4 separate regions of the Mus musculus genome follow, and all the other regions are linked to region 4. The links are chromatin loops, found by intact Hi-C in ENCODE. Cell type or tissue: left cerebral cortex. All regions are shown on one strand. Each heading gives the region's core, and the rest is flanking DNA. Links, peaks and the distances in the headings are about the cores only.

What was found. Peaks named below come from ENCODE experiments on the same cell type or tissue, not always from the same donor. Only the 100,000 strongest peaks of a DNase experiment are listed, where the experiment ranks them.
Region 1: it touches region 4 in a loop (10-fold over the local background); 35 of 42 quality-filtered maps call a loop at or near these places.
Region 2: a loop joins it to region 4, with 4 times the contacts of the local background. A loop is called at or near these places in 2 of 42 quality-filtered maps.
Region 3: it touches region 4 in a loop (2.9-fold over the local background); 3 of 42 quality-filtered maps call a loop at or near these places.

The regions. Positions count from the first base shown.
Region 1 is chr19:46,987,962-46,995,611 of GRCm38, forward strand. It overlaps a transcript of Nt5c2 not described here. Among named protein-coding and RNA genes, the nearest start is that of Ina, 23 kb to the right of the region's middle. In left cerebral cortex, for the core only: CTCF peaks have their summits at 3,404 (motif pointing left) and 4,573 (motif pointing left); a DNase peak (open chromatin) is centred at 3,385.
Region 2 is chr19:46,958,706-46,966,355 of GRCm38, forward strand. Nt5c2 (5'-nucleotidase, cytosolic II) reads right to left here and starts at 3,603. Exons shown (of 18, transcript NM_029810.5): 1 at 3,567-3,603. In left cerebral cortex, for the core only: no CTCF peak of the experiment used is centred there; DNase peaks (open chromatin) are centred at 1,546, 3,165 and 3,731; H3K4me3 peaks cover 2,494 bases; H3K27ac peaks cover 3,002 bases.
Region 3 is chr19:47,041,030-47,046,029 of GRCm38, forward strand. Pcgf6 (polycomb group ring finger 6) reads right to left here. Exons shown (of 10, transcript NM_027654.3): 6 at 4,781-4,889; 7 at 1,737-1,764. Among named protein-coding and RNA genes, the nearest start is that of Pcgf6, 7.4 kb to the right of the region's middle. In left cerebral cortex, for the core only: a CTCF peak has its summit at 2,783 (motif pointing left); DNase peaks (open chromatin) are centred at 236 and 2,733.
Region 4 is chr19:46,757,572-46,765,221 of GRCm38, forward strand. It overlaps Cnnm2 (cyclin M2), which reads left to right and starts at 4,038. Exons shown (of 8, transcript NM_033569.3): 1 at 4,038-5,822. The coding sequence starts at 4,202. In left cerebral cortex, for the core only: a CTCF peak has its summit at 3,332 (motif pointing right); DNase peaks (open chromatin) are centred at 1,760, 3,372, 3,884, 4,863 and 2 more places; H3K4me3 peaks cover 3,027 bases; H3K27ac peaks cover 2,180 bases.

The sequences.
Region 1 (7,650 bases), core at 1,326-6,325, 230 kb after region 4:
AAGGAGCTGAAGCAGGGGGATTGGTGTGAGTTTGAGGTCATGGGTGGGATATGCAGGCAATTACAGATCAGGACAGATTGTAAAATGACATCCTGCTTTTAAAAATATATAATAACCAAGAATCTGAAATAAATGATCCTCAGGAATCAGAAAATAAGTGTCTGGTAAGTTCTGTCTTCGGAGGGTTGAAGAAAAGGCCCAAGTAGGGAAAGTGGCTACAACTCAACCGCTCAGGTCAGGAAATGCTGTGGTCTTGCTTGAACAAACGGTCCTTACGCTACAGCCTCCACGAGAGTCAGTACAACTATCCAAACACAGATTCGCGGGGCCAACAGTGGCTGTGCTCTGGGGCTAAGGAGCTACATTCTAAATTCAGCTGCTCTGGGGTCCAGAAATCATGTCGTTAATGACTCTGAAGATGGTGGTTCACGGCGCTGAGAAGCCGTGCTCACAGAGAGGAAGAACAATGAGTTGGCAGAAATTCTGGTCAGCTCTATATCGCGCTGAGGAATAAGGAGCTCAATTTACAAGTCCCCTCTGGGAAAGAAAACACTAACAAAATGCGTTTTAGAAAGACAAGGCAGTTTTAATGAAAAGGGGTGCCACGCCCTGAAGAGACCCAGGGGTCTCCCCCTCCCCCCCAGGGAAAGTCATTGTGCAGAAAGATAAAACTGTTCTGTACCCATTACCCAGCCGCACCCTCCTGCACTCCTAGGAGACTGCTCTGCTGAGCAGATAAGTAGTGTGGTCTCTAACAACCACACAAAAGACCTGCACAGAGCCAGGTGGGGGCACTGCCTGCTGTAAAGGTCTGCCTGAGTCACCCCTGACAGGAACCAGCTTCTCCTAGCCCTGGAGTTTTCTTCACTATCTGTGATTGGGCTCCCCTAGTCTCTGGGCAAAAGAAAGAAAGAATAAATATTAACTAAAGGTGCAGCTGTGGCAGGGTGCCCAGGCACTCCCCTCCCTTCAGCCTCCTTGCCCCCTGACCCAGAGGCTGGAACCAACCGCTGGGCTCTCAGGTTCATGATCTGCTTGGCTGCTCCTGCAGAAAGAGGGGAGAGGCGAGCATTTCTCTGCATAGCCCTGGATGGCAACCAGCCATTCATTGGCGGGAGGGGCCTTTACAGGTGGCTAAAGTGATGTATAGTCACTGCTGGGGCCTCCTGGACTCAAGTAGCTGACCCATATGATCTCCAAGTCAGCCAAAGCCAAGGCCCACATTCCTTCCATGTGTTACACTTCACCAGTTGTTACATTGTGTTATATTGTGTTACATTATGTTACATTAACCAGTAGCCAGCTAAGCAGATTGTATTCGTCACTGGGTGGTAGGGTGGGATAATTAGAGACCCAGTGATAAATTATTTGTTCAATGAGAATAATAATGCCTGCCTCACTCCTTGGCTATTGAATTAAAGAGATGTTAAAGAAATGAAAACTAAAGAAATAAATTCGTAAGTATTTTTTTTTTAAAAACATCTTTCAGGATGGGGAGATGGCCTTGTGGGTAGATACCCAGAAGCCATTGCAGTAGTGTGCATTGCTGAACTGCGTCCTGCCTTGCCGCTGGGATGCCTGGGCACAGCTGGCATGCAGCTCGGGGGAGGCAGAACGAAGTCCCCAGAATGGTGGTCTGCTGCGGGGTCTGGGACCTATGCCGTGGTTCCCAGTCTCCTATGTACCTGGGCGCCACTGGCATACAGCTGGGAGTCGGGGCACAGGGTCCATGGTCCATGCTTCCCCTTGGGGCATCCATGCACTGGACAGGAAGGGGAAGACAGAGTCCAGGAAGGGCGGGACCAGTCTGATTACAAGTGAGCTCTGGAAGAAGAGAGAGAAGGACTTCTTCGGGAGTTTAGGCGAGGCTCTTTAAGATGAAGGCCTTCCCCGCAGCTTGCTTGGTCATATTGGTTTATTTGATGGTGGATATTAATTGCATACACTTCACTCAGGGTGAACCGGGGATCAAATACCTTTTGCGGGAAGGAGTGCACAGGAAGGGAAGCTAATTGGCTGAACCCTCAGGGGCTTATCTAGGTACCTCATTAGTGTGGAGTACTTGAGGTTTTTTATGCCACATGACTGATCACCACGGTCCTCAGTGGGGTGTTGTGGTTTCTGTTCCAGGGCAGGTAGAGGCGGCAGGGAACGGCTCCGCTCCTGCCGGTCTCAATCCCGAGATCCCTGGGACTTGCGCTCACTCAGCCTGACCACTTCTCATGCCTGCCTGGTAACAAGCTCCCATATGCCCTACAGTGCATCATCCTAGCATTTCTACAGCAACACAGACAGAAGAATTCCCAGACGCTTGTGGGCCACTTACCCTAGGGTTGCACCAGAGAACAAGAGACCCTATTTCAAACAAGATGGGATGCAAAGACCAACATCCAAAGTTGTTTCTGATCTCTACATGTGAGCCAGGGCAGGTGTGGTGCCCACACTCACAGACATGAAAACACACGTGCATGCACACACAAACACACAGACACACCAGACAGATACATGCAAACATATCAATAGTTTTAAAAGAAAGTGGGGGGTGGCAGGGAATGGCTCAGTGGGTAAGAGCACCTGACTGCTCTTCCGAAGGTCCGAAGTTCAAATCCCAGCAACCACATGGTGGCTTACAACCATCCATAAAGAGATCTGACTCCTTCTTCTGGAGTGTCTGAAGACAGCTACAGTGTACTTACATATAATAAAAATAAATAAATCTTTAAAAGAAAGAAAGAGAGAGAGAGAGAGAGAAAGGAAGGAAGGAAGGAAGGAAGGAAGGAAGGAAGGAGGAAGGAAGGAAGGAAGGAGGAAGGAAGGAAGGAAGGAAGGGGAGTGTGGTGTCTCGTGCCTTTAATCCCAGCACTCAAGACACAGAAGCAGACAGATCTCTCTGTGAGCTCAGTGCCATCTGGTCACCGTGGCAAGTTGTAGGTCAATCAAGTGCTACATAGTGAGATCGCAAAAATTAAAAAACAAATAACTAGCCGGGCGTGGTGGCACACGCCTTTAATCCCAGCACTTGGGAGGCAGAGGCAGGCGGATTTCTGAGTTCGAGACCAGCCTGGTCTACAAAGTGAGTTCCAGGACAGCCAGGGCTATACAGAGAAACCCTGTCTCGAAAAACCAAAAAAAAAAAAAAAAAAAAAACCCAAACAAAACCAAACCAAACCAAACCAAAACCAAAACAAAAAAAAACCAAAAACAAATAAATAGATTTCTTAAAACCTTGAGTAATACATTTCAACTCCTGACCTTTAGGTCCTGACACTCACCACGCAGGCTCTGCTTGCAATGATCAGCACTGCGACCTCTATTCAAAGTGTTCCACTAACCAAGACCTTGGCTCAAATCCTAAGTTGGGCAAGGGACAAGCTGTTGGTCAACACTGCCCCCTAGTGGTAAATTTACCAACTGCACAGAGACCGGCCACCAGTCTTTCTCTGGGCTCACTGGGTAACTCCTGGAAAAACCTTAAACTCCTTGCCCCCGAAACAGCCTTAGGCTCAATCCCAGCCAAGAGCCAGTCTGCTCTCTGTGTGGCTTATGTCTTTGTACTTCATAAGTGGTACTCATCCGTACTTTAAATCTTTAGCAAAATCCTGTTCAGATCCTGACTCGTCCAAAAGAACCCTGACCCTAATCAGCCCAAATCTCCCCAAACTTTCTTCAATGTCTCCTTTATTGGGTTAGTTGCCTGTATGAGTTATTTCTAAACTATAGAGGTGTATATATATATATATATATACATATATATATACACATATATATATACACATACACATATATATGTGTATATATATATATATGTATATATAATTCCCGTTTTACAAAACTGTTCGAACAGTTTTCAGAGCCTGAGCTAACTACATATATTCTTTTTTTTTTAAGATTTTTTTTTAATATGATGTGCACACTTCAGACACACCAGAAGAGGGCATTGATACCCATTACAGATGAGCCACTGTGTGGTTGCTGGGAATTGAACTCAGGACCTCTGGAAGAGCAGTCAGTGCTCTTAACTACTGAGCCATCTCTCCAGTCCGACTATGTATATTTTTAAAGAATCATACTTTTGAGTGCTTAATGAGGGCCAGAACCAGAGCTGGGTACTTGCCCATACACGCTCTCAATTATGTTTTGTTGTGATAATTATTATTCTGGGGTTGCTACACCCCCTTGTTGTCTTTGAATATTAAGGGGTTTCTACTCCACTTCAGACCATATTGTTCCCAGATAAAAGACACAGAAATCTTCAGATTTACAATGAGCTTAAGGGCACTAGAGCTGGCTGGGCGTGGTGGCGCACGCCTTTAATCCCAGCACTCAGGAGGCAGAGGCAGGCGGATTTCTGAGTTCAAGGCAAGCCTGGTCTACGAAGTGAGTTTCAGGACAGCCAGGGCTATACAGAGAAACCCTGTCTCAGAAAGAAAAAACAAAAAAAAAACAAAAAAACACTAGAGCTGGGCTGGTGAGATGGCTCAGTGGGTAAGAGCACTGACTGCTCTTCCAAAGGTCCCAGCAACCACATGGTGGCTCATAACCACCCATAATGAGATCTGACGCCCTCTTCTGGTGCATCTGAAGACAGCCACAGTGTACTTGTTTATAATAATAAATAAATCTTTGAGGGGAAAAAAAAAAGAGCACTAGAGCTGGGCAGACACCAATCCTCTGTGCTGTTTTGTCTGCTTCCCTGGTGCTGTTCCCGGGGATATCACTGGCCGTGCTCCACCTGGGCCATGCCTACTCCATCAGGCCAGCCCTCATGGCCACCTACACAGTGGTGTCTTCTTTCCTTCTCCTCCTCCTCATGGTCCTACCTCAGACCCCAAGTCCGGGGATCTTTGCTGTGTCCCCTACCCTCTGCCCAGCCCAGGCTATAGGTATCCTTATTATAATCAGTGATAACTTGGGGGGGGAGGGCACAAGGTTTGCACAACAAAAGCTGGTGTATGTGAGATTCACTCATCTTGGAGTAACCAGGTCTTGGGATACAGTATTTAGCCTTTGAATACATAGTAGCACCAGACCAACCCCCTATAACTTTCCATGGCCACTTTAATGCAATTCTACTGCAAATTTGCTACTGTCTCAATTTATAGCTGGAAAAAGGAAACCTCAGTGACTTAATGTAGACCACACAGCCAGGGAGAAGTGTAGGTCTAAAACCATACGCTAACAACGGCGGGTACAGAGAACAAGTCAAATCTCCTGAGTCAACTCTCGCGCCTGCAACTGAGAAAGAATTCAAAACCCCCTGAGTTTGGAGAGTGATGTACTAGGCCGTTCTTAATGAAGACACTGAAAGGTGAGCCTTTGAATCCGGTCCAGATTTCCAGGAAATCCGGCCCACATTTCCAGGAGATGCTTTAAAAGCTCCAAGCCATTAACCACCACCTCCTAGAGAAGGAATAAGCATTCTAATTAATTTCTTTAAAATAAATTTAAGTGGGACAGAGAGATGGCTTGGAGGTTACAAGGACTTGTTGCTTTTACAGAGGACCACACATGGCTCACAACCATCCTTAACTCAGATTTCAGGGGATCCGAACCCCTCTTCTAGCCTTCTCCAGCATCAGGCGCTCACATGCTGGCGCATACACATATACCGAGACAAAAACTGCTCATACATATAAAATAAGTATGTAAGTATTTTAAAAATCAAATAAACGTCTGTGTTCTTTAGACAGGTGGTACACGCCTGTAACCTCTGCAATCAGAAGGTGGGGACAGGGAGATCAAGAGTTCAATACCAGCTCAGGCTCTACAAAACCCTGTCTCCAAAGTGAAAAAAGAGAAAGCATGCATGTGTGAGCAACACTATAAAACACTGAGCATTTTGTAGCCACCAATAATTTGTGAGAAGCAGCAACAAGGAATGGAGTGGGGGGGTCTCAAGTTGGAACAAACCCCCACCATGGTGTTTAGGGAGGGATACAGTTCTGTTTGAAAGAAAACTCAGGGAACAGCGTGGTGAAGGATGAGCCCGGCTGTTCGATTCTGGGTCCTTGTTTCCTCTATCCTAGGCCTGGGCTCCAAAAACCTGGAGAAGGAATCCTGAGGGAAAAGATGGGGCAGAGTTTGGTTCTCAGGAGCAGTTTCAATTTATTCAACCAGCATGACCCTAACTGACCTGCAAGCAGCCTGGGACCCAGGCAAGGTCACTCACAATACAACCAACTTTACCACACGTTGTGGAAGCCTCGCAGACTGTGGTACCGCTTTCTCTTCGCCTCGAGTTGTCCAGCATGCCTGGTTCCTCACACCAAAGGGGCAAGTTTGCCTTCCAAGTGCTTCAAGGACAGAGAGTAAACACATTTCTGTTCACATGTTTGTGGGTCTATGTGCCTGGTGAGAGGCACATGGAACTGACCATGTCTCCCAAGCCGCGTGTGCAGCTGCTGAAGACCCCCCTGAATGGGATGTGGTGGAGACTGGAAGCCCAACGCTGGAGGAGGAGGCTACAGCTCAAGGCCAGACTCTACTCTGTTATGAGTTTGAGACCAGCCCGCCTAAGACCCTGTGTGTGTGTGTTGGGGGGCGGGGGTGGGGGAGTTGGGTTGACGGAGAGAAGGAGGAAGAATAATAAACAAATTAAGGAAGGAAAGAAGGAGATAAAGATAGAGAAAGACCCCCTCACAATATAACCCTGTCCCTGCCCAGGGGCCTTCCTGCCCTGGCTTCCTGCAATGCTCTGTGCTGGAGCCCACAGACACCCTCACAGGCTCAGCCGCTGCTCTTGGGTTGGACGGCTGACTGAGAGGTTTTTCAGCTACAACTCTACCTGACACTCCATCCCTTCACCTCACCACTCACCGGGCGGGCATTAATGCCTCCTCCCAGCCAAGGGCTTTCTTTGCCCATCTCCTGCCAGTTATATTATTCAGGAAACAAAGGCTCTCGAATGAGAGGCGAGGAATGGCTGTCACGTCTCTACGGAGATTCCATGACATTTATTTGTCCTGCATTTCCCCACCCTTTACCCTACTGCACCACCCCAGGTTGCAGAGGGATCCCACCTCACAACCCCGGCCTGAAGCAATGCGCTCTTCCTCGACTCATACTCCAGTATGAGGCAGTCAGGGGTAAACACTATACTCGGAAAATCTCTTCCACTTGGACTTGCCTTGCCTCCAGTTACAGAAGTGACAGAAAAGCAACCTTTCTTTTATTGATAGGGTCTTATATAGCCCAGGCTGGCCTCAAGCTATGTAGCTGAGGCTGGACTTGAACTCCTGATCAACCTTGCCTTTACCTTCCAAGTGGCTCCATGAAGGTGTGAACTCGGATTTTTTCTGGCTTATACCAGACTATACACCTCCCCCCTTATTGGAAATGGGTGCTCTTCTTATCCACTGTATCCTGATTACAGTTTCCCTTCCCTCTTCTCCCATCCTGACCCACTCCTTCTCTGTCTCCCATTAGAAACCTCTAGGAGATAACAATAAAATATAACAAAATTTTACAAAAAAAAAAATCCTATTAAAATTGGACAAGACAAACCAACAAAAGGGCAAGAGCCCCAAGAGCAGGCACAGGAATCAGAGATTCCCCCCCCTTGTTCACCCACTCAGGATCCCGGAAACACTAAACTGAAGGCTGTAATATACACGCAGAGGACCTACTGCAGCCCCGTGTGGGCCCCGTGCT
Region 2 (7,650 bases), core at 1,266-6,265, 200 kb after region 4:
TTTCACCACAGCTGGTATCGCTTTTTTTAAGAAAAGCTATTAAGTTTCAGGTGCCAGGTTTTCCAAGTTGATCCTGTCACACAGGGCTCTTTCATTTGGCATTTCTCATAATGGCTCCCAGCCAACAGAGACACGCAAATGGTAGAATAAACAGTTCAACAGTCTCCACATCAACTTCATCTTTTTGATTCTGTAGTCAGCATTAAAAGGGGGAGGATTTTTGCTTTCCTGATACTAGGGGGGTTTCTGTTACTGCTATTGGATTTTTGTTGTTTTATTGCTAGTTATTTTCCACAAACTTTTGCAACCAATCTCTAGAGAATGCAATCAAATTTCAATCAATAAAGTTATATAAAACAAGACGTGTTGGCCCTCACCTATAATCCCAGCCCTAAGAGGCTGAAGCAAGAGAACTGCAAGCTGGAGGCCAGCCTGAACTACTGAGTTCCAAGCCAGTTTAAGATTTAGTGAGACTCCCCATCCTTAGCCCCTTACGACTTGGTATGGCTGAAGAGATAGCTCAGAGATTAAGCACATTGGTTGCTCTTCAGGAGACCGGAGTTCAAGTCCCAGCTCTCACATGGTGGCTCACAACCATCTGTAGCTCCAGTTCCAGGAAATACAATGCCCTCTTTGGATCCTGATAGACACCAGGCACACAAATGGTGTACATACATGCAGGCAAAACACTCAACACATAAAATATGAATGAATATAACATAAAAAATATGTAATGGTCCAATGACAAAATTTTAGTACTCCATGATAATTTGTTATCAACTTCATGTAAGGAAATTAACATCCTCAGGTTTGAACCTAAAAAAAAAAAAACACCTCCCCTCCCACATATTATTTTTAAAGGGGTGGTAGGGGTTCCTTTTATTCATTTTGCTCTAGCTCCAAAGAATCCAAGTCACATTATGTTGTAAAGAGCTTACCAGAACATCTGTTACTAGCTTCGTCTGGTACTACTGCCCTTAAACTGTCCGTAAGCTGTCTCCTGGCTGGAAGTACAGCTTTCACTACTCACTTGTCACTTAGCATATGCCTTGTGATAGTCAGCATCTCATGTTAGTAGATGCTGTCACAAAAGCTAAAAACATCACATCAACAAACACTTCCTGAAAGCATGTGTGCCCGCACTGCCTGCTATCCTGCATAAAGGCCTGGTATAAAGCATCCAAAAATGAAAATAAGATCAAGTCCAGTAGCAGTGTGTACTCAGCAATCATCACTAAGTAAAAACCTACATTTGAGGTCACCCGTAGTGGCTCACTTTGCAATCCAAGCTATGCAGGTCTCTGGGACCAGCCCAGAGCACAAAATGTCTGAGACCTTATCGCAAAAAAGCTAGAAAACAAAAAAGTAAAACATAAGTAAATCTCTTGGTAAGATGTCAGCAGGTTGGTTTTTGTTTTGCTTTTTGGAAAGAGTGAAGCAGTAAAGCACCCCCGCCCACCCCCTTTTTCTCAAGCCCAGGCAAGCATGGTGGCACATGCCTACAATCCCAGCGCTTTGGAGAGCTGAGGTAGGACGATCCCAAATTAGAGCCCCGCCTAAGCTACACGGCCAATTCAAGGTGCGCGGGTGGGTGCTAGGCCCTTGGAAGAGGAACCCAAAATGAGCAGCTTAAAAAGGCTCTTCCTCAAAATAAAAAAGGCCTGAACGTAGTTCAATAGTAGACTGCTTTGCCTAGCCTAAGCTTAGTCCCTAGTTCAGTCCCCAGTAGAGAGATCCTGTACACTTTTTAAAAACTATTTTTTGTTTTTGTTTTGTTTGTTGTTTTGTTTTGAGACAGAGTCTCTAGTAGTTCTGGCTGTCCTGAACTTGCTACCTAGACCAGGCTTGTCACCTGACCCTGCGTCTCCAGTGAACCACCACACCAAACTGAGAACCTACAGTTTATAGACACAGGCCAAGAAATGTGTGCACAGTACTCAGAAAACTGAAGAATTTTTAGGATAACCTGGGATGCATAGTGAAACGCAGTAACATAAACATCAACTTTTTCTAAATACCATGTTTGAGACACCAATTTCCTCATACAGCTGAGTCCCCCATAACCTGGCTCTCTTCAGGAAGACGTATGTCATCTAGTAAGGCCAGCAGGCACTCTGAGTACTCATATTTACCAAACGCTTCTGATGACTGTACTGTTTCATACGACAGAACCTTGAAGGGCATCTTATTTTACAGATTAATGCTGGCTGAGAATAATGCAACAACCAATAGTACTGAATTTGGCTTTTTGTTCATTTTTTTGGTAAGAGTGAAGCTTAAACCAGTTTTTCAAGCTCAGGCATGGTGGAACAAGCCTATTAATATCTGTTAGGGACCTGGAAGAGAAAGATCCCAAGTTCGAGGCCACTAGGGTACAGAGCCTGTTCGAGGCCTACAAACAGGTTCATATTGTAATGGAAATGCTCTTCGGAAGCAAGCCGGGAAGCATCAATCCTTGTATCAACAGCCCAGCATAACCACCTTGCCACTACGAGCACCCGCAACGATTTTATTGCAATTTTTAACCAGCTGGTTTGTTAAACTGAACCTCTAAGCCCTGATGTCTTCTCTTACATTCTTAGCCATTGATGGAAAATGCTAAGGTGACTATGTGAAAGACCTGAAGTCTTTCTGTACTCACTACGTCTACGATAAATGGCACCGTTTTAACATCCTCCCCCTACACATGACGGCCAAAGGAATTTGCATCCCTTAAGAAAAATTATAGGTCTACGGTCATTATGAAACAATGTGCGGGGGGGGGGGGGGCGCAGAGAAGTGGTGGGGAACACGCAACCGTGTTGAGTGACTAGTCATTTCAGAGTGCTCTATTAGAGCACAGCCCTCGACTACCGAGGCTGTGAAACAAATCCGACACAAACCTTCATCTAATGCTTTTAAAGGCTGCGGCCAGGCAAAGCCAACCGCTCAAAACGCTGTTCTTGTAACAGGCCCCACTTCTGCATCTCGCCCTGCAGGGCTTCGGGGGCCCCAGAAAAAAAAAGGCGAGGGACAAACCGCCTCCAAACGTCTTTAGGCGAGACTTGCAATTGATGTGAGCTTTCCAGGAAGTACTGCGCACCACAAAACTGGCTCGTGGGCCATTCCGCGGGCAGATCCAAACCCTGCCAGGCTCGCAGCCCATGAGGGGAGCCCCGCACCCGCCTCACGAGAACTGAGGCCAGGCTGCCAGCCCAGAGAGACCAGGGGAACCGAGAGCGGCGCCTGCCCGCCCACTCCGCGAGAAAGGCGGGGTCCCAGCTAGCGGACGCTGGGAAACAATGGCGCGAGCATGACGTGGGCCGGGGGCGTCGCCGCCGCGCGGGGAAGGGGCTGCGGCGGGCCGGGGGCGCCCGGGCCGGGGGCGTGCGCCACGCCGGGGCGCTGAGGCCGCGGGCGCGCGGGCAGATCTGGGCCGGGGTAGGGAGCCCTGAGGAAAGGGACGCCGGGCGGACGGCGGGGGCCGCTGGGTCGCGCGCTGGGCCGCGCATCCTCCCCAGCCTGCTCGCTCGCCGCCCGCCCGCTCCAAGCCCCCTCCCGCCCGCCGCGGGTGCCGCCGCACTCACCGGCCGCACCGCACGGCAGCAATCCTAGCGCGCAACTGCCGCAGCCGCCTCGGCGCGCGCCCTCCCCGCCCCCGCCGCCCCGGCACCGCCCCCAGCTCGCGCCCGGCCAGGGACCGGCGCTCTGTTCCTTACCCGGGCTCCGCCGCAGAAGCCGGCCGCGGCGATGCTCCCTGGCGGGCGGTCCTGTCTCAGGGCCCCTCACAGGGCTCGGGGAACTTCCCACCACAGAACTCCCAGAGCTGCTAAACTCCGAGGGTGATGCACGTTAACAACCTATCCATTTCCTAGGAATAACCACCTCTTGGCTTTTTGCCTGCTCCCCTCAGCACACTCCTGGCTGCCCCGCCCCTACCTTAGGTGACCACGCCTACTCTGCGAGAGGCTTTCCCTAAGGTGGGAAGAGTGTGTCCCTTACTCCTAGCAGCTTACTCCTAGACAAACGAACCAGAGGGTCTCCCTGGAAGACCTTGAACTCAACTCCATGATAATCATAGGGACCAGCTTTGGGGTTTATCAGAATGAGTTCAAATCCTAGTTTCACTACTTACCCAGGGAACCAACCAAGGAACCTGACTACACACAGTTGATTTATCCGAGATATTATTGATAGAATGAAACAATACAGACTCCAGGCTTAGTTCTGGATCCTAGCAAACAATAAATAGTAGTTGAATACACTGACACCCGTTACCGTACTTCACTACAAGACAGCCCACCCACTATGTCCAGAACACTGCATTCCTTAGTCTGGGCAGCTCTGGAATTCATCGCAAAGACCAAATTCTAGTCCTGGGAGCCTCGGAAAAGCAACTGATCTACTGGTTCTTCGACCTTGGACTTTGCCCAAGATCTTCCCGAGTTGGGGATATTTGATCCCTCCCATTGTTTTTCCTCTGTCCTAATTCTGAGGATCTTTGTCTTTCTCTCAGGCATTTGGCTGATTTGATTTTGATTTCCTTTAGATGGTATCATCCAAGACTAAGCCAAGTTTTGTAGTACCATCATAATCAAGGAGGACTATGGCTTCCACTTTGTAACAGCGCCTTGCATTTGTGCAGTAAAGTTCTCAGTGAACACTAAGTATGGTAGCTTGCCGGGAGTCCTAGCTTCTGGAGATGCTAGGACTAAGGCAAGAGGATTACGTGAGCCCAGAATTTGAAGTTAACCTGAGCAACATAATGAAAGAAAGAAAAAAGGGAGAGGAAGCAATGGTGAGGGGGGGGGGGGGAACAAGGAAGAAAGAGGAGGAAGGAGAAGAAAATGAAAAAGAGAAGAAAGTTCTTGGCAGACATACTACTGACTCATTACACTTGCAGTCAACCTGAACCACAGGGTGTTTTTGAAAACAGGAGGGCTCTGCTAACAGCTTCTACTTACCCTCCTGTGCCTTTCACCCTGCCTAGGTCAGCTGAGGATAAGCCCCTATTAGGCTTTTCACCTATTAGGCTTTTCAACATGGGAAAAATGGCATGTAAGCCAGTTTGCAGTTAGCTTAATACCACCTTTAAGCCAAGTATGTTTCTAGAAAGCCTGGTTTTGTAGGTAGGCCTGGAGTGGTTAAAGCTTACCTTGAATTCCTCTCAGGAGGCAGAGGCAGGTGGATCTCTGAATTCAGGGCCAGCCTGATCTACAGAGCAAGTTCTGGGCCAGCCAGGGCTACCAAATAAGACCCTGTCTCAAAATAAGTAAATAAATGCCCAGTTCTGTGACTAAAGACTGGTACGGGGCCGGGCGTGGTGGCGCACGCCTTTAATCCCAGCACTTGGGAAGCAGAGGCAGGCGGATTTCTGAGTTCCAGGCCAGCCTGGTCTACAGAGTGAATGCCAGAACAGCCAGGGCTACACAGAGAAACCCTGTCTGGGGGGGGGGGGCGGGGGACTGGTAGGGGGCTGTGTACATTTGACAGGAAAAAAGGAGAGTGCACACAGAGACTACAGAGAAGTAACAACAGGGTATGTTAATAATGGGTTTGCTTTCAGTGACAAGAGTTAGGTATCTTTTTATTCTTATTTTTCCTTTTCCTGTTTGAGTCTCTGTAGAACAGGTTAGCTTCAAACTCATGAGAATCCTCCTGTCTCAACTACAATTATAAGCATGAGCCACCACGTCTGGCTTTTCTTTATACTTCTTCACAAATTTTCCTACATTGTGTTACTTTTATAATTGAGAAATCTGAGAGGCCGAGGCACCGGGTCTGAGTTCCACTCTCTGGCATCCACACGAAGCCAGCATGGCTCTATGCAGCCTATCATCCCAAGACCAAGAGGTGAGAACAGGACCCCTGGGCTCCTGCCAGCCAGGCTAGCCAATCAGTTAGCCCCGTTCAGCGAGAGACCCCTATCTCAAAACGTTTGCTACGAGGGGCTACACAGATGGCTCAGCAGTTAAGAGCACTGACTGATCTCCCAGCTGACTGACTTTACCTTCAGTTTCAGGGGATGTGACCCTCCCTCTCATGCATGTAGGCAAAACACGAATACACACTTAAGAAAAAACTTTATTTTAGTTGATAGAAGGTGGAGGGATGGCTCAGCAGTTAGGAGCACTTGCTGCTCTTCTAGTGGACTGAGATCTGGTTCTCAGCATCTACACGGGAGCTCACAGCTGTCTGCAACTCCAGTTCCAGGGAATCTGGCATTCTTCTGGCCTCCCTGGGCACCCAACATTCATAAACACACACACACACAGATTTTCAACACCCACACACTTACATAAGCACACACGTGTACAGACAGGTGTGCACACTCACACAGGTCTGCACACCTACACATTTATATGCACACAGAGGGTTACAAACCCATACACTTAAATACACATATGAAGTTGGATGTATAACCATTTAAATACAGTACTATATAATTTTTTGAGACAGGGTTTCTCTGTGTAACCCTGACTATCCTAGAACACGCTCTGTAGACCAGGCTGGCCTCGAATTCATAGATTCACCTGCCTCTGCCTCCCAAGTACTTAAAAGCATTTGCCACCACCATCCAACTGAAGTATATTTTATATTAAAAAGTATATAAAATATAGTGCCTGGAAAGATGGCTCAGTGGTCAAGAGCACTGGATGCTCTTCCAGAGGACCCAGGTTTGAATCCCAGCACCAACATGGCTAGTCACAACCATCTTTAGTTCCAGAAGATCCAGTGTCCTCTTTTCTTACAACAACAAGCACATATGCAATGCACAGACATAAATGCAGGCAAGATATCCACACACAAAATGATCTTGATCTATATGTACTAACATAAATCACATATATGTACAGTATATACACACACACATATGTCAGTCCATATATATATGCACATACACATATACACATAGAGACACACATACATGTCTTTTGAGAGAAAATATCACATAACTCAGACTGGCCTTAAATTCCTATGTGGTCAACCTTGAACTCCTGCCAAGCTAAGCTGATTCTATCAGAGGACTAATGAAGCTAAGGAATCATGAGGGGCTTATTCAGTATCTCTACTCTGATATTACTTGAAGAATTTAGGCACTGTTTGGTCTAAAAAGCCACTCCACTGTGGCCTTAGATGGTCTAGCACCAAACTTCTTGCTGAAATACTCACATGGCTGTCCTATCTCTCCCTCTCTCTTAGTTGGGGTTTCTATTACTGTGAAGAGACACCATGATCATGGCAACTCTTATAAAGGACAACATTTCATTGGAACTGGCTTACAGGTCAGAGGTTTGGTCCATGATCACCGTGGCAGGAAGCATGGTGACAAACATGGCAGGCAAACATGGTTGCTGGAGAAAGAGCCGAGAATTCTACATCTAGACCACAGGCAGCAGACAGGAAGAAAAAGTGACACTGGGCCTGGTTTGAGCATTTGAAAACACCAAAGCCCACTCCCTGTGACACACTTCCTCCAACAAGGCCGCACAAACTCTGACAAGGCCACACCTCCCAATCCTTCCCAAGTAATGTCACTTCCTAGGAGTCCGTGGGAGCATTTTCATTTAAATCATCATTGTATCTAATTAATACTTTAAAAATACAAGTGCTATAAGCCTTGATTCTTCCAGACTGTGAGCTGATTCACAGCTCAGTTGGCAATTTTTC
Region 3 (5,000 bases), core at 1-5,000, 280 kb after region 4:
ACCCCACTGTGAGGACATCTCCAGCCAGAGAGTATCAATCATCTCAGGAACTGAACTGTCTGTCTCCGCAGACATTAAAACTGCTCTGAACCACCTTCAAGAGCCAGAACTAAGATAATGACCCATCAGGTCACAGTTTGGTCAAAATTTGATCATTGTACATTCCTGCTGCCTCCTGCCCCAGCAGCTCTTCTATTTAAATCTAAAGTTGCCAGGCACGGTGACTCACACATAGAACATTGGCACTCAGAGACAGAGACTGAGGCAGGCAGACTGCCATGGATCCAAGGCCAGATGAGGATACATGAATTCCAGGTTAGCCTAGGTTACAGAATCAGAACCTGTTTGAAAAACACAATTAACCTTCACCACTACAAAAAACTATGCCAGTGACCTAAAGACAAACTTGAGTCATGGAACCTCTTTATCTGCTCCTCTTCCTGCTGTGGCAATACTGATTAAACCTCTTTCTAATGTTTTCCATCAATATATCTTTTTCAGAGTCTCCTGTAATCCACGATGACTTTGAACTTGACGTGTATCTCACAAGTGCTGGACTCATAGAATATGCAACACACTCCATTTATGAACCTAGGGCTTCACGCACGCTAGGCAAGTTAAGTATTGCATCAACCATTCATCTCTCTAAATGTCACACTAGGGTGGGCAGCTGAGCCTTGTGTGTTGGGACTTCTACAGCCATGGGTTTTCCCTTAAAACTCTCGAAAAAGCCAGTGGTGGTGGCCAACACCTTTAATCCCAGCACTTGGGAGGCAGAAAGAGGCAGATTTCTGAGTTCAAGGCCAGCCTGGTCTACAGAGTGAGTTCCAGGACAGCCAGGGCTACACAGAGAAACCCCATCTCAAAACAAAACAAAACAAAAAACAAAAAAAACCCAACAACAACAACAAAAAAAAAACACCAAAAAACAAACAAAAAACTCTTCAAATAGATGCCACAAACGAAACAACCCTGACCTTTCCTTAATAAAAGTAATCAGAGTCTGTATCACAGAGATTTTACTTTCGTAGGTGTCTCTAGCTTGCTATTTATCTCAACAACTGACAAAGTATAATACAAAGTAGTTCTTACCTCAAATCTCAGTGAATGCTTGAAGTGACAAGTTAAGGCAGGTTAACTTCAGCCAAAAATGTTAAATATACAAGTTTAAATTCATGTTAAACTCTAAGCACCAACTACACAAAAGCACTTTGAATTTTTTTTTTTTTTTTTGAGACTGGTCTCACTACAATAGCCCAGGCTGGCCTTGAATTTTTGATCCTCTTTTTCAGCCTCTAGAGTAGTTATACCACATCTGACTCTTAGAATTTTTTTAAATTACCACATTAAAATCAGGCCTAGTGGGACATGCTTGTAGCTATAGCACTTAGAAGGTAGAGGCAGGAGGATGAAGAATTCCAAGTAATCCATGGCTAATAAGTTCAAGGCCAGAAGGAACCTGTCTCCAAAAACTAAAATATAAAAAAAAAATTACCAATCAATGGGGCATGTGGCTTTGTAAATTACTTATTTTCCTTACTTCACTTCTTTGAATCAGTAACAAGTCCCTAGTCAATGTTTCTTACTCTGAGAAACTACTATAGTATTACTGTTGAATTTCAGTAACTTGTCAAACATTTATATTTTAATTGAAGATAATTTCTACTTGGTTGCTAATCTGATTCAGAATTTATACCTACAGAATCCTCTTATAAAGTAAACAAAAAATGAAATACCTTAAAATGTCCGGTGTCTTCATTAGCACTAAAAAGAAAGGAAAAGTTAATCAAAACAATATTTTAAATTACATGCTTAATCATAAAACAAAAGAAAAATAACATGAACATTTCATATGCAGCAATTCATTTTACTCAGAAAAAAAATTGTTTGGTTGGTTAGTTGGTTGGTTGGTTTGTGTGTGTATGTGTGTTTTGGAGACAAGTTTTCTCTACATCCTGGAATCCACTCTGTAGACCAGGCTGGCCTCGAAGTCAGATTTGAACTCAGCTTTGCATCCCAAGCTCTGTGATTAGAGCCGTGTGCCTCCTTGGAGGGCTATAAACTTTACATCTATTTATTTACAATGGCGGTCACGCTGCTGCTTGCGTGCGTGGTCAGGAGACAACGTGCAGGAGTCACTTCTCTCCTTCCATCCTAAGTTCCTGGGACCCAACTCAGGCAGGCAAGCTGGGCAGCACGTACACAGATTTGAAATGAAGTTTAAGATAGCAAAGAAAAAAAAAAGACGGGCGGTGGTGGCGCATGCCTTTCATCTCAGCACTTGGGAGGAAGAGGCAGGCGGATTTCTGAGTCGGGGCCATCCTAGTCTACAAAGTGAGTTCCAGGACAGCCAGGGCTACACAGAGAAACCCTGTCTTGAGAAAAAAAAAAAAAAATATATATATATATAGGCGCTCATGTTTCTCAGGCTTGTTTGGAACTCATTAAATAGTCGAGGCTAATTTTGAATCCTGATTCTCCTGCTTCCACCTCTTGAATGCTGGGTTTTTACAGCTGTGCTACCACACCAGCATGCTATTCTTTTCTTTTCTTGTGTTTTGAAGGTGTGGATTGAGACAGTCTCTGGAGTAGTCTGGCTGTTCTGGAACTTCACAGTGGTTGTGAAACCTGGTGGCCTCAAACTCAGAGATCTGCCTGCCTCCGCCTCCGCCTCCCAAAAGCTAGGCACACACTATTATACCTGGCCATGTTTTACTTTAAAACATGGTTACCCAAGTCTTTGGGAAGAAATATAATTGTCACTTCTGCCACCTAGTGGTAAAACAAAACCAGTTTAATCCAGTATTTTAACCTCTCCATACTTCATTTCCTGGGGGGTGAGGGAGTGTATTTGTTTATGAGACTGGGTCTCACTATGTAGCCCTAGCTGGCTTGGAACTAAAAAAAAGCGCCACCATGCCCAGTCTAATTTTAAAACTACAAAAGGGAAGAGAAAAAAGGCCTGCCTTGCAACTAATCACGAACTTCTGACCCTTCAGTAACCAAATGAAAAACTGCAAAGGAATCTTTGGGGAGTGACTACTAAAGCTGAGGGAGAGGAAGCCATCATAGATATACTCAAGGCTTCTGCTGCATTAATAGTGGTTTTGTTTCTCGGTTAGTTTTGTTCTATTAGGAATGGCTTTGGTCAGATTTTCCTTTTGGGCAATGGGAGAGCAAAAGCAGGCAGGGCCTTGATATTCAGCTGAGGCTAGCTGTCTTAGTCAGGGTTTCTATTCCTGTACAAACATCATGACCAAGGAGCAGTTGGGGAGGAAAGGGTTTATTCAGCTTACACTTCCACACTGCTGTTCATCACTGAAAGAAATCAGGACTGGAACTCAAGCAGGTCAGGGAGCAGGAGCTGATGCGGAGGCCATGGAGGGATGTTCTTTACTGGCTTGCTTCCCCTGGCTTGCTCAGCCTGCTTTCAGATGGTCCCACCCACAAGGGGCCTTTCCCCCTTGATCACTAATTGAGAAAATGCCTTACAGCTGGATCTCATGGAGGCACTTCCCCAACTGAAGCTCCTTTCTCTGTGATAACTCCAGCTGTGTCAAGTTGACACACAAAACTAGCCAGTACACTAGCCTTGAACACAGTGATGCTCCTCCATGCTGGGACTGTGTGTGCTACTGTAGGATACGGATCCCAGCGGTTACTATGTTAATCTAACATTTTTCTCAATCTTAAGTATTCTATAATTTATTTATTTCAGAACTGTTGGACTTACTTTGTTTATGGAGGCCTGGTAGCACAAGCTGCATTCTGGGACACTCTTGGGCATGAGGATCTAGAATTAAGATGAGCTAGCCACAAAGAAATTGAAAGCCTGGCTGTGGTGGCACATAACTTTAATCTTAGGTAGGCTAGCCTGGTCTACAGAGTAAGTTTCAGGACAGCCAGGGCTACACATGCACAAAAATATCCTGTCTTGAAAAAAACCAATCAGGGCATGGTGGCACATGCCTTTAATCCCAGCACTAAGGAGGCAGAGGCAGGCAGATTTCTGAGTTCGAGGCCAGCCTGATCTACAAAGTGAGTTTCAGGACAGCCAGGACTATACAGAGAACCCTGTCTCGGAAAAAAAGAAAAAAAAAAAAAAAAAAAAAAGACAAAACCAAAAATTCCAGGCAACTATGGACTAAAGAACTGCCTTGAGAAGAAAAGTCACGACTTTAAAGCTAAAAAACAATTTTCTTTCTTTAAAGAAAAACAAATAATTCAGCAGTTAAAAGTACTTGTTGCTCTTACAGAGGACCTGGGTTCCCAGCACCCACCAAGCAGCTAACAGCTGTCTGTAAGGACAGTTACAAGGCATCCAACACCCTTCTCCCAACTCCTTCAACATCAGGCATTTACATCGTACACGCTTATAACATACATGCAAACAAAACATTCATAACACAAAAAAATAAACCTAAAAATAAAATGTATTTACTTAATGTGTGTGTCCTGAGTGTATGCATCCTGTACAAGATGTTGCCAGACCCTCTGACACTGGACTTACAGACAGTTGTGAGTCGTGAGCTGTATGACATGACTGGGAACTAAACCACCATGTCCTGTGCAAGAACAGCAAATGTTTCTAACCACTGGGCCATCTCGATAGCCCCAAAAGGTAGTAAGAGGCCAGCCCAGCATAGCATGGTGGTTTACCAAGTGCATATCAAACACAAGAGAACGAATGTGTCGAGTTCAAGGCTAGCCTAGGCTAAATGTAAAATCTTACTTTGAAATTCCAAAAATAAGCAAATGGTAAATTTTTCAGGTCACTCACCCAATGAACTCAAGTAATAAAGACATATCAAGTTCAGGTGGAATACGAAACACTGACTCTAGGACCTTCTTGGTTTTTCCTTTGCTTGAAGGGACTGGCTGTGGAGCAGCTATTTGAGATGAAAACAAAGAACCTGATGTAGGATTAAAATTTTCACAAACTTGAGATCTTTAAGGAATGAATCACACAAGTATTACAACTGTTGACCAAAATATCAAGT
Region 4 (7,650 bases), core at 1,267-6,266:
ATATTGTCTCCAGCAGAAGGTGTCACCCAGATTAAAGGTGTGTTCCACCACACCCTTAATCCCAGATAAAAAGGTGTAGCCCAGATTAAAGGTGTGTTCCTTAAACTCGGAGATTCAATCTTCTGGAATCCATATCCACGATGGCTCAAGATCTCCAAACCAAGATCCAGATAAGGATCTCCAAGCCTCCAGATAAGAGTCACTGGTGAGCCTTCCAATTCCGGATTGTAGTTCATTCCAAATATTGTCAAGTTGACAACCAGGAATAGCCACTACACTATGGCTCTTTTTATTTAACCAATAGCTTTAAACTGTGGGGTAAGGTTTACATAGCATCATTGGCATACGTGAGGATCTGCTCATTGGGGGTTTATCAGGTCTTGGGGGGTCAGTATTTAGCACTGAATACACAGCAGCACCAGACCAACCTCCAACAAGAAACCTTTTCTCCCAGCTGTGAAAAAGCCACATTTCCCCTTTTCTTCTCAGTAGCCATGTCCAGAGAATATCTAGAAAAAGGAGGGGAGTGGGGAAAGACCCAACAAAAGCTCACAAGGCCTCCTGAGAAAACAAGCAAGCCTCAGGCTTTCCTCTAACTGAGTATTTTTATGAACTGCGGTGAAAAAAAATTCTCATTTTGCCTAAAAGGGTTCTAGCACTTAAACACGTGCTTCTGAAAAAATCCCTCCGGGCCATCAGAGTGGATTCAAGGGCAAGTCTGTGTAATTCCAGCGTGTCCCTAGTTTCTGGTTTTCCTCAGAAGACTGTGTGCTCTAGTGGCATTCAGATGTCACTCTTGGTGGGAGTGGACCCCAGCAGCAGAGCATATGTCCAAGGCCTTGGGGTTCCATCCCCTAACCCCAAATCCCATTTAGAGCATTAACTTCGAATGCTTTCCTACAACCCAGCAAATTTCAGAACAAAAACCTTCTCTATTAACCAGACCTTAGGTTAACAAAATGTATAGAGAAACACTTGTAATTTTTTTGCCATCTTTTAGAAAATCCAGTGCATGCCCCTTGGAGAGACATTTGGGTCTGGCTGCAGAGCTCATTCCTGAACCCGCAGACTGGGAGGTTTCCCTTCTGGACGGAAGAGAATTGAGCTGTCATTCTTCTCTCTTGTTTTCTAGTGAGGGATTCTGGGAGGGGAAGTTTAGTTAAGGAGGGTATTTGCAGGAGGTTTAGCTTAGCTTGAGTGACTCATTCAAGGTCGGGCAAGGAGAAAACGAAGCGAGGGTGAGACACCGCTGGCTACCTCTTAAAAATCTCAGACCCTCTGTGGCCTTTCATGGATTAAAATATGGTCGAAGTTGAGGTTTTGTGGTGTTAGCCCCCTCCCCTCCCCAGCATTTCAGGAGAGGCTTCCTACAAGCCCCATCGCCTTCTATCCCCAGAAGGATAGGTTGCGGAGCCCCAGAAACCACTCACTGCAAACCGCACCAGCAGCTTCTCTCTAACCTTAGAGAGCCTCTGAGACTGAGGGGATAACTCTAATGGAAGGAAAAATGGATTGGCTCAGGTGTCTAGACAGCTTTGTGTGTGTTGAGTATTCACGCAGAGTAGCAGCTCATATCCACCACCGAGGAGAAAGATGGCTCAGCAATGCCCCGTGTGAATCTAAGCCCGGCTCAGTTTGTGGTGTCGCCTGGGAGGTACTCTTCTGTTTTGCTTAAGTCTTGAACCTCTAGCCCGCTTCAGGATTGCTCAGACTGCACTTTCCTGACCGCTGCTTTCTCTGCACAGGAAATGTCTGTAGGGCTGGCAAGTACTTCTTCCTGTCTCTGCACTCCCACTCCAAATGGTGCATTCAATATTCGAGAACCACTAACTGTCTTCCCTCTTAGCCTGGAACACACTTTGTCCTCACATTTTCAGTTAGCTGGCTTAGAAGCCCTGTGTCTGTCCTGAACCTTTGTCAGACATCTAAAGACCTCAACTTATAAACTGTAAATACTACTCTTGTAAGCTCATAAGAGACCTAAGAATCCCATTTTCTTCATCTAAAGTGATTTTTCCAATATAGCAGTATGAGAATAGGAAGTAGGGGAAAAATCCCCCAGACACCAGAGGGCTAGGACTAGAGTTGACCATTTACTTAAAATAATCAAAGTAAAAGCTTCTTTATTTCTTTAACACTTTTTATATCATGTTTTGAATATCTATAGGTGTGTTCTAGGGTGAACTGATATAACAGTGTACAAAAATTCTAGAGAGGACAGATTATCAACCAAATGAGTAATTTACACATGGTATTAGTAAATGATCTTTGCTTTGAAGAAAAATAAGGGAGAGATGGAGTCTGGTGGCTTTGAGCAAAGCCTTTAAACAGGGCTATGTTGGCATCTGAAAGAAGTTGAGTCCCATCCACAGGACATGGCACATGCGAAGACGCCAGGAAGATCCCCTGGCAGTGACTGAGAAAATGACAGAGCCTGGTTGGGGCAGAGCTTGCAGAACCTTGTAGGCGATGAGAGCACTCTGGCTTTTGTCAGGAGATGAGGAGTTAGGGGAGGGCTCAAATATGGGAGCAATGGGCCCTGGGTTGACAAGTCATTAGTTGGAAGGTCAGGGGAATGGTTGAGGACAAGCATAAAAGAAGACAGAATTGCGGCCGGGCGTGGTGGCGCACGCCTTTAATCCCAGCACTCGGGAGGCAGAGGCAGGCGGATTTCTGAGTTCAAGGTCAGCCTGGTCTACAAAGTGAGCTCCAGGACAGCCAGGGCTATACAGAGAAACCCTGTAAACAACAACAAAACAAAACAAAACAACAAAAAAAAAAAAAAAAAAAAAAGAGAGAATTGCGAGGATACCGCTGAAATGAGCCCAGAAATCACTCGTCCTGGAAATTATAAAAAACACTGTGGGTGTTCACAAAAAAGGAAGAGTATTGTGTTTATGGAATACAAAGTAAGATCAGGAAAAACATTTTAAAACGCGCTTCAGTTGGGAGGCAGAAAGTTCAGTTTGGGAGCTACTGTGCTACCGCATCTAGTCTGATGCAATGGACTTGAGAGTCCTGGTGAGCTGTGCTCCACAATGAATCTTCTCCGGAGCTAACAGCGTTTGACCTGTGCATTTCATAATAAGCTTTCATGGGCCTTCTCAGGTTGCTCTCCCCTTCCTATTTCCCCAAATTGCCTGGGTGCACGTTAAAAAACAAAACAAAACAAAACAAAACAAAACCAAAAATAGGGTCCATCTCATTCTGTGATTATAGCAGGACTACAGGAGAATCCCTGTGATGACAAAGTTTGGGAAGCTGACCACACTTTGAGAGGTTTGTTGAGAGCTAGAAAACAGCAAAGGTCGTCCGTGAGGGCCGGCAGGTGGCGCCACATGATCGTGAGCAGCTGAGGGCTCACAGAGTCACGGAGACCGCAGGTCCTCGGCGTTGCTAGGGCCACCCTGTCACCGCGAATCTCCAGAGGAACCGCATGCAGGGGTAGTGGGCTGGGGGGCTTGACTAGTATCCCGATTTGGTTTTAGGCTATGTGCATCGTAAGCTGTCTCCAGTCCGGCTCTGGTGCTCCCAGGGAAGGAGGGCTCAGCCCATTCTGCGGCGACACGGAGCCCCGTGGAGCCCGCAAGTCCCTGCAGCAAGGACCCGAGGCCTCGCGCCTCAGGGCAGTATTGCAGGGCTGCCAAGCCGCGCGCGAGGATCTACTACAGAGACCCCACAGGGAGCGCCGCACCCGCGGACCGCTCCCTTTCATTGGCCGCCTGGAGGAAGACCACGCCCCCATCCCTACAGCGCTCATCTTTGACTGGCTCTTGCATCCGGGATGGCCACGCCTCCTCCCCGCGCATACACAAGAGTCACGCGCCTTTCAGTTGGAAACTTGGCATGCAGAGGAGGACAGTGGCCCTCATCTCCCCGCCCACCTCCCGTGCCATTGGTGCGGCACGCCGACTGCGACCACGCCCCCATTCCAGCCCCCTGGCTGGGAAGGCGGGCACCCGCTCTTGATTGGCTGGCAGACCTGCCTCTCGCGGGAGAGGCTAGCACGCCCCTCCCTCCGCTCCCTCCTCCCTCGAGCCCGGGGGTTCCTCAGCTGGCTCAGTCCGAATCAGTGTCATTCAGAGAGAAGGACAGCTAAGGGCTGGGCGCGAACGCGCGGTTGCAGTCCTGCTCGGGCGCCGGTGCCTGCGCTCGCGCCGCCGGGTGGGAAGGATGAAGCCTCAGCTGGAGCAGCCACCCTATGATTGGCTGTGGCGCTTGTGAACCCGAAGTAAAGATGGCGGGCGGGCAGGCAGCCGCCGCACTGCCCACTTGGAAGATGGCGGCGCGCCGCAGCCTCAGTGCCCGCGGCCGGGGGGTCCTGCAAGCAGCTGCGGGCCGGCTGCTGCCGCTGCTACTGCTGAGCTGCTGCTGGGGAGCGGGCGGCTGCACAGCGGCCGGCGAGAACGAGGAGACCGTGATCATCGGGCTGCGGCTGGAGGATACGAACGACGTGTCGTTCATGGAAGGGGGTGCTCTGCGGGTGAGCGAGCGGACCCGGGTCAAGCTGCGGGTGTACGGGCAGAACATCAACAACGAGACGTGGTCCCGCATCGCCTTCACTGAGCACGAGCGGCGCCGGCACACACCCAGCGAGCGTGGGCTGGGGGGCCCCGCGCCTCCGGAGCCGGACAGCGGCCCCCAGCGCTGCGGCATCCGCACCTCAGACATCATCATCTTGCCCCACATCATTCTCAATCGCCGCACATCGGGCATCATCGAGATCGAGATTAAACCGCTGCGCAAGATGGAGAAGAGCAAGTCTTATTACCTGTGCACGTCTCTCTCCACGCCCGCACTAGGCGCCGGCGGCTCCGGGTCTGCGAGTGGCACCGTCGGGGGCAAGGGTGGCGCGGGGGTGGCCGGACTCCCGCCTCCTCCGTGGGCCGAGACCACCTGGATTTACCACGACGGTGAGGACACCAAGATGATAGTGGGCGAGGAGAAGAAGTTCTTGCTGCCCTTCTGGCTGCAAGTGATCTTCATCTCGCTGCTGCTGTGCCTGTCGGGCATGTTCAGCGGCCTCAACCTGGGGCTCATGGCTCTGGACCCGATGGAGCTGCGCATCGTGCAAAACTGCGGCACGGAGAAAGAGAAGAATTATGCCAAGCGCATCGAGCCGGTGCGCAGGCAGGGCAACTACCTGCTGTGCTCGCTGCTGCTGGGCAACGTACTGGTCAACACCACGCTCACCATCCTGCTGGACGACATTGCGGGCTCAGGCCTTGTGGCGGTGGTGGTCTCCACCATTGGCATCGTCATCTTCGGAGAAATCGTGCCCCAAGCCATCTGCTCCCGACACGGCCTGGCGGTAGGGGCCAACACCATCTTCCTCACCAAGTTTTTCATGATGATGACATTCCCCGCTTCTTATCCGGTTAGCAAACTGCTGGACTGCGTCCTGGGCCAGGAGATAGGCACGGTCTATAACCGGGAAAAACTGCTGGAGATGCTCCGGGTTACTGACCCCTATAACGACCTCGTTAAGGAAGAGCTGAACATCATCCAAGGGGCGCTGGAGCTCCGCACCAAGACGGTGGAGGACGTGATGACTCCCCTCAGGGACTGCTTCATGATAACCGGCGAGGCTATCCTGGACTTCAACACCATGTCGGAGATCATGGAGAGTGGCTACACTCGAATCCCGGTGTTCGAGGGAGAACGTTCCAACATCGTGGACCTGCTCTTTGTCAAAGACTTGGCCTTCGTGGATCCGGATGACTGTACTCCCTTGAAAACCATCACCAAGTTTTACAATCACCCTTTGCACTTCGTTTTCAACGACACCAAGTTGGACGCTATGCTGGAAGAATTTAAGAAAGGTGGGCAATTTTGCTTTTTTTTTTTTTTTTTTTTTAAATTGGCTTGCTCTTTCTGTCTCCGTCCTCCTCCCTCCTTGAACCCTCTACCCCTGAGACCAACCCCCCAAGGAGAGTTGACCGGATTTTCTCCCTTTCTTAATTGCAAATTTGAAAGGATGGCATGGACTTGGGGACGGATTGAACTCGTGAGCACTTCTAGGTTTAAAAGCCCAAAACTGCCATTACTTTTTCACACCATCAAAAAACAGGCTTTGTAATTCCAGTGTTTGAAATTTGACCCTCTAGGGGCCATCTACTTCATTCATTCATTGTAGGTGAAAGAAAGTACAGACCGGCTCGCTTACATCTGATCACAGACATTTGGAAAATATTTAAGTAGCCTTAAAAAAACTCAGTGCAGTCCTCCTCTTTTTTTTTTTTTGTTTGTTTGTTTTCTTCTTCTTTTTCCTTAAACATCCATGCTGACATCTCAAAGACTGGAAGTACATTTTTGACAGTTTTGATAGATTTTATTCTTGGCTATCGGGCATCCCGCAGGGTAGATTAAGGTCTTTGAGGGTGTTACATCCACATTATTTGGATGTAACTTCTCAGGCTGGAAAAGAGGGGGTTTGTTTTCTTTAAAGCAAACTTAGTTATTAATATATAACTTGGAAAGATTAGCGGTTAAGTTAACTTTTTATGAGGCTATAACCCCCTTTCTTCACTGTTTCTGTTTATCTGACAGCAAGTACAGTTCCCTAAAGCCAAGTGTGGTTTTGGCAGAAAGCTTGAACCTGTGACAGTGGGATGGATACCATTCTTAATTATGATTTATTTCTTTATATTTTTTCCAGTTTAAAAGTGTTCTTTTAACCTTGTTTGGTCTCTTGATACATTAACATGAAGTATGTCTCCGGAGCTCCAGGCTCTAGGGCAGTCGGGGAGAGGCAAAGGCCGGGTGTCCACCATGTGGGCACTCACAGCACATGAGATTTTTGCATTGTGGTGTTGGCTGTCATATTTTGTCAGAAATAGGTGAATAGCAACTTGTACTATTCTAGTGAGACTTAGAAAGTTTCCAGTCAATAGTTAGTGTTGTTTGAAAGGCAAGGGGTGCTGAGTCTTCTCGCTGGTGCTTGGCCTGCACCACCAGCATCGCAATGTGTGTGTAACCTCGCATGACCTGAAAACCAAATTCTCATTCTTCACGTGGAATTTCGATCACTAATGGGGTCGCTAGCCCAACAAGGGCCGGGAGTACCTGGCGACAGCTCACTGGATGGGGTGCCTGCTTGTCCTCACTCCCTTTTCTTGGATGAATGGTTTCCTCTCTGGAACAGGACCACAATGCAGTAATTTTCATATAAAAAAAAATAGAGCAGAATGTGCTTCGGGGCTTAGTGATTTGCATTTAAAAGCAGGAGAGAGAAAAAACCGTCCAGTATCTCTAGCTCCAGAGCTTTGCGGGATGAGTTCAGTGCCAAGCTGCTTGTTAAGAGTGTTGAGTCTTCCCTCATCTGCGACACAGGGCGATGGCTTGAGGATGCCTCTGAGTTCCCAGTGCTGGTACAGTTGATTGTGCGCTTTGCTCTTGATGGTCTTCAGAGTTTTGCATATCGCCTTATAGATTGCTGATACCAGGCTAAGTCAGGCATCATGAGGCGCACCTGCAGCTCCAGCTACTCGGAGGTCAGTGCTAGAGAAAGCACACCTCACACTTCCCTTTAGTTCTTATCCAGGCAGACCTGCGGCATTTGGTTAAGGAGGAGAGCAAGGGGACGGCTAGCTACATCAGTCTACTAACACATTCTGAGACGCAAAGACAAATTAATTGGTGGCAAACTGG